Linked DNA regions of Homo sapiens: region 2 is linked to region 1. The links are chromatin loops, found by intact Hi-C in ENCODE. Cell type or tissue: Caco-2. All regions are shown on one strand. Each heading gives the region's core, and the rest is flanking DNA. Links, peaks and the distances in the headings are about the cores only.

Region 1 (2,812 bases), core at 92-2,591:
GCTGAGCTCCGTGGTATCCGCAGTATCCATTTCCTTCTACGCAATTGTCATCCAGTTGTTCTAAACTGTTAACGGGTCCCTCTAAACTCTTCATGCCTTTCAGACTTTGGTGCCTTTATAAAAACTCTGCCAGTGAGGCTGTTCTCCTTTTCCTACCCAGATAATTCTTATTCACCCTTCAAGCCTCAATGCAGCTGACTTCTCCTGCTGGGCTAGAGGAGCATCCTCTGTGTTGTCATGGTGGAGCTGGAGGGTGCTGGGTTTGCTGGGTGCGTATCAGGTCACAGGATTCACATATGTTAATTGTCTCCAGCATTTTGCGTACACTAACCCATGTATTCTTTATCACTACTCTGTAGTAATATTATAAACCCATTTTATAGATTAGGAAACTGAGTCTAGAGAGCTGAAGGAACTTGCCCAAGGTTGCAAAGCCGGTAAAAGGCAGAGCTAGGATTTGGCCCTTAGCAGCCCAGCTGTGGTGTGAAGAGTATGAACTCTGTAGACAGCCAGAAGGGGATTGCAATTCCACCAGATTCTCACCAGCTGTATGACCTTAGGCTACTCAACTTCTCTACTTTAGGTGCCACATTTTAAAAATGGGATTATAAAGAGTATCTATTAATGCATGAAGAGGTCATAGTGGTGATGATGGTTAAAAATGTAATGTATCCTAAGCACCTGACATGGAGGAGTCCCTCAGCTAAGACCTCACAACAATAATGTTATTACTATTAACAGTAATTAGTATTCTCCCTTCACAGCCCTAATGACACTAGACCTATTCATCTGCTGCCTCCCCACACAGTACAGGAACCATGTTGTTTTAACCTCTTACACAGTGGCTAATACAGAGCGTAGCAGATATTTGGAATTCTGTAACTGTTTAAGAATAAATGGTTGTTGCTAATCTAACATACTTAGCACACCAGGCATGTCTTGAGCGTTCCATTTATATTAATAATAATATTATTATTATCATTCACTCGGATGGTTTAATGTAGATACATCTCTGATGGGAAAAAGTGGGACTTTCCACTTTTGTCATATTTGATAAAGGGCAGTCACACCTTCTAGTTGATTCAGAAGAAATACTGTGAAGTTTGCCACTGTATCCACTAAAGAGCAACAGCATGGCTCATCCTTGTGTCACACAATTAATTAAGCTGTCTTATTTTGTTGTTGAAGATGGTGGTAGAGGCTGTGAAAATGTCAAATGGGGTAAAAGCCAAAACGGTCCAATCATTTACCCTGCAATGAGAATCACTAACCACAGGGCCAGGGTCAATATTAGAGCAAGTTACATATCAATTGGGAGTCATCAGGGCCAGGGTCAATATTAGGGCAAGTTACATATCAATTGGGAGTTATTAGTGTCTATCCTTCCTAGTGCTGGGAGAGCAGATTGGTCCTCAGCCCACTCATACGAGTGGGGAGCCAGTGGCATGGACTCTGACCGTGAAAAACAAGACGCTAGAAGGATTTATGCTCCCAGAGCTTAAAGGTCAAACCACGATGTGGTTACAGTGTCTGTGCTTTCCAGATATGCTGTCCACAGGGATGAACAAAGTCCAGCTTGCAGGAAGGCCTGCGTTCAAATAACAACCGCGGCTTCAGGCACTCTTCCTGGTCTTCCAGCAGGGCTCTGGGAAATGGCAGAGCAAAGCACTGAGGGGCCCAGCAGGGCTGGTGGAATCAAGGGGAAGGTTGTCACTCCCAGCACTAACTCCAATAGCTACTCTTTGCAGAACACACACTGTGTGCTGGACACTGTATGGAGGGCTTTTATAAGTGACATCACTTAACCCTCACAGATGCCCCCAGAAGGGGTATGGGTGGGTTATTTCTATAATTATGCAAATAAAGAAGCTGGAAAGTTAGAGTGAACAAGCTGAGCAACGTGTGGGCTGCAGAGCTTTCCACCCTCATGCTGCCTGCCTCTGAGCTCAACTGTTGGATGGATATAGGCAGCTGCTTACTTCAAACTCATCCTCTCCTTTCTCTGCTCAGACTGATTTTGTCCAGAACAGCAATGTGCTCACTGCCCTGGGAAATGCTCACTCTCCCAGAACCCTTTGCAGCTAGGGTCACAATGGCACAGGATTGTCGGTGAAGTTTAAGGGAAACCCTGTTGGGAGAGGGTGTGTGCTGTTAGGGACACACTCACTTTCCTCAAAGAAGTGGGACAGGTTCAGCCCATCTGTTCCTTCTCCTTTGCCTGCCTGGGATGCAGTCGTTAAGCATGGAGTGGCAGAAACCCTTTGTTCAGAGGCAGGCTCTGTTGCCCAGGCTGGAGTACAGTGGTACAATCCTAGCTCACTGCAGCCTTGAACTCCTAGGCTCAAGTGATCCTCCCACCTGAGCTTTCCCAGTAGCTGGGACTACAGGGGCTTGTTACCATACTGGGACAATTTTTTAATTTTTTAATTTTTTGTAGAGACAGGGTCTCTTTATGTTGCCCAGGCTGGTCCTGAACTCCTGGCCTCAAGTGATCCTCCCACCCTCGCTGGAATTACAGGTGTGAGCCACCACACCCAGCCGCAGAAGCCTTCTCGCGCCTGTTACGGAAAGGCAAGAAAACTTTAGAGACTTCAGAGACCTCAGAACTGAGATCCTGGGGTGGTTGAAGGGAGGCATGCCACCAGGCCTTAAGGTTTTTATTGCTACAGCAAAACCAGCCACCAGCTAAGCAGGCAGCCCATTCGCGTCCCAAGCTGTGTCCTGCTCTTTAAGTGGGCTCAGGGTGTATCTTGCAAGCTACATCCCAAGGCGTTCTAGTCAATGTCTTTGGGGAGGAGGAAAAAATAAGAAA
Region 2 (2,812 bases), core at 308-2,807, 110 kb before region 1:
CACTGAGCTCAATGAGAGAGCAAACTATTAATTTACTATCCCTGAGAACATCTGAGCCCATCAAGGCCAGGGTCTTTCCTGGTCCTAGGATGAGATTAGTCCTGTTAGATGTGCTCTGACTATACCATGAACTTTCCCTATGTCTTAGACTGCTTTCTGTTGCTTATAACAGAATATCTGAAGCTGGGTAATTTATAAAGAAAGGGAAATAATTTCTCACAGTTATGGGAGCTGAGAACTTCCAGGTGGAAGGGCTGCATCTAGTGAGAGCCTTCTTGCTAGTGGGACTCTCTGCAGAGTCCTGAGATGGTGCAGGGTTTCACATGGTGAAGGAACTGAGTGTGCTAGCTCAGGTCTCTGTTGCTCTTCTTATAAAGCCACCAGTCCCAATCCCATGATAATCCATAAATCCATTAACCTATTAATTCATGAATGAATCAGTCTAGTCATGAGGGCCAAGCCCTAATGACCCAATAATCATCTCTTAAAGGCCTCACCTTTCCATACTGCCATATTGGGGATTAAGTTTTCAACATATGAAATTGGAGAGACACATTCAAACCACAGCACTCTCTCATAATATTCTTATGTTGTATCATGATGGCTTGTATAATGTCTTTTATCCCCAGTAGACAATAAGACATATAAGGACAGAGGTTGTGTTGACTTATTTACTGTTGGATCCCAGCAACACACACATAGTAGAAACTTCAAATAAAACATTTGTTAAAAACCGAATAGCTAAAGTTTGGTATTTTTTGCAGCATCAAAAGAAAGATTTTGTTCACCATTGAATCCTCAGCTGCTAGTACAAAACCTGGAAGCAGAGGAGGATTTAGTTAGGGTTATTTGAATGTAAGCAACAGAAATGAACTCTGATGAACTTTGCATATAATAGGGGGTGTGTTGAAAGGTATTGGGTACCTCACAGATTATAGGGAAGGGTCAGGCCCACCGAGACTTGGGTAATAGCCAAAAATTAAAAAGCAGTCTCTTTAGCACAAAAACACTGGATGCAATTCAGCTGCAATTGCCTTTTAGAGCTGGTTCTACTTGAGGTTTAAATTTCCGAAAGTAAAAGTGGGATTGGCCTAAGTTTTAGCAGCAGAAGGCGAATGGACACGGGCTAAATTAGCAAACAGAGGTCCAGAATGTTGAGAAAGGAGGTAATGTTGAGACTTTTTTCACCCCCTCCCCAACTGGGTAGACTCCTGCATCATTGCTCAGAAGTGTTGGAAGCCATCTACCCCATCACCCTTCCTGTTCCCAGATATTTTAGAGAATTGGAAAAGTGTCTGCGTCACACTGGGAAGGCCACAGAACAAAGTAAGTCTTTTCTGGCCCGAACCTCGCATGGCATATGTGGAAAACCCAAGCTCTGCTGGAATCCTGTTACACTATACGAAGAGCCAGAGCCTAAATTATGGGTACTCTGAGGACAGAATTTCAGACTTTGCTCTGGCTTTTGTCAGCTTAAGGCTCTTAAGGTAGTTTACACAAAGATTTGTATGTCTGAATTTTTCCCTGGCAGGTTCTCAGTATAACCTAGATAAAACAAACCCCAAATATTTGTGGTTAGCAACAATAAAGAATTTTCAAGTTGCCTGACATCTCCTATCCATGTAGATCACCACCTAGGATCAATATTCAGCTCTGAGACAAAGGTAGAGAGAAGGATGGTGGGAAATTTTTCCACGATTTGAGCACGATCCAAATTTAAAATTATTTTCTAACACCTTCTCTTCTCTCTCTCTCTGTCACACACACACACACACACACAACCCACACATACTTTTTTTTTTTTTTTTTAACCTCCAAAGGGCTCTTTCAGAGCTATGCAAAATAAATGCTGATATTTCACTTGAATGCCCAATCACCAAACAAAGTATCACCCAAAGAACTATTGTTTGCCAGCATTGCAGAACAGGGGAGGAGCATCTGAAAGTGAGCTTTTTCACAGTCTTTCCTTTAAAATCTCCTGATCCTGGGTTATACCCTTTGCTTCCATGACAATCTCCTCTCAGATTCCAAAGTTAAGCAGAAGGACTATTCCACGGTGGTAAACAGAAGACAGTTTACATAAAAAAATATAGATTTCCTTTAAGCACTTTGCTTAAGCCTTTAGTAAGTTGTATTTACATTATTATTGTTTATGTTCCCAGAAGTGGGCGGGAGGATGGCCTTCTTGCTGTTTATGTGGTTTCATGATTCACACTTGATGAGGCAGCTATCACCTAGGGCGGGGACGAGGAGAGGGGCCGAGACAGGGAAGTACAAAAGAGATGAGAGCTCGCTTGCTTGTGGGATCCACGGCCCTCACGTAACAGTGTAGCCAAGACCCGGGGGTTTCTGAGTCAGTCTTTCAAATTCCCAGACATGTTTATCAGTTTTGAGTTTCAAAACTGGCCCACCCAGAATAAAACCCTTTTGCACCTGATGTGTTTTACGTGGCCTGTGCTTCGGGGAATTCTCTTGACATAGAAGTTTCTTTCCCAGCTGTCAGCTTGACAGTGCACTCAGTTAAAGCTACTTGTCTCCAGGGTCCTGAGCATGTCTCGCAGGATCTGCTTCTCCGGCCCTGTCGTGGCACGCATCCAGATGTCTTCCCTTGGATGGCGTTGGTGGGGAAGGGAAGTCCAATGGCCAGGGCCAGAAGTTTTCTGGCCTTAAATTTCAGTGGGCAATCTCTGTGAGCCGTGTCCTGTTGTGTGTCCAGCTCAGGGCCACATTATATATTAATATTTCTGAGCCAGGTTTTGAAGACTGGATGAGACAAAATAATAAGAAACGCATGTTCTCTTTTGAGAGGCAT

The links. A loop is a pair of places that touch in the nucleus more often than their neighbours do. Peaks named below come from ENCODE experiments on the same cell type or tissue, not always from the same donor. Only the 100,000 strongest peaks of a DNase experiment are listed, where the experiment ranks them.
Region 2: a loop joins it to region 1, with 10 times the contacts of the local background. A loop is called at or near these places in 1 of 110 quality-filtered maps.

The regions. Positions count from the first base shown.
Region 1 is chr16:79,896,493-79,899,304 of GRCh38, reverse strand. No RefSeq gene overlaps it. Among named protein-coding and RNA genes, the nearest start is that of LINC01228, 71 kb to the right of the region's middle. RefSeq lists a cis regulatory region at 1,495-1,508 and an enhancer at 1,429-1,573. In Caco-2, for the core only: no CTCF peak of the experiment used is centred there; a DNase peak (open chromatin) is centred at 1,544.
Region 2 is chr16:80,006,109-80,008,920 of GRCh38, reverse strand. No RefSeq gene overlaps it. Among named protein-coding and RNA genes, the nearest start is that of LINC01228, 180 kb to the right of the region's middle. In Caco-2, for the core only: no CTCF peak of the experiment used is centred there; no DNase peak of the experiment used is centred there.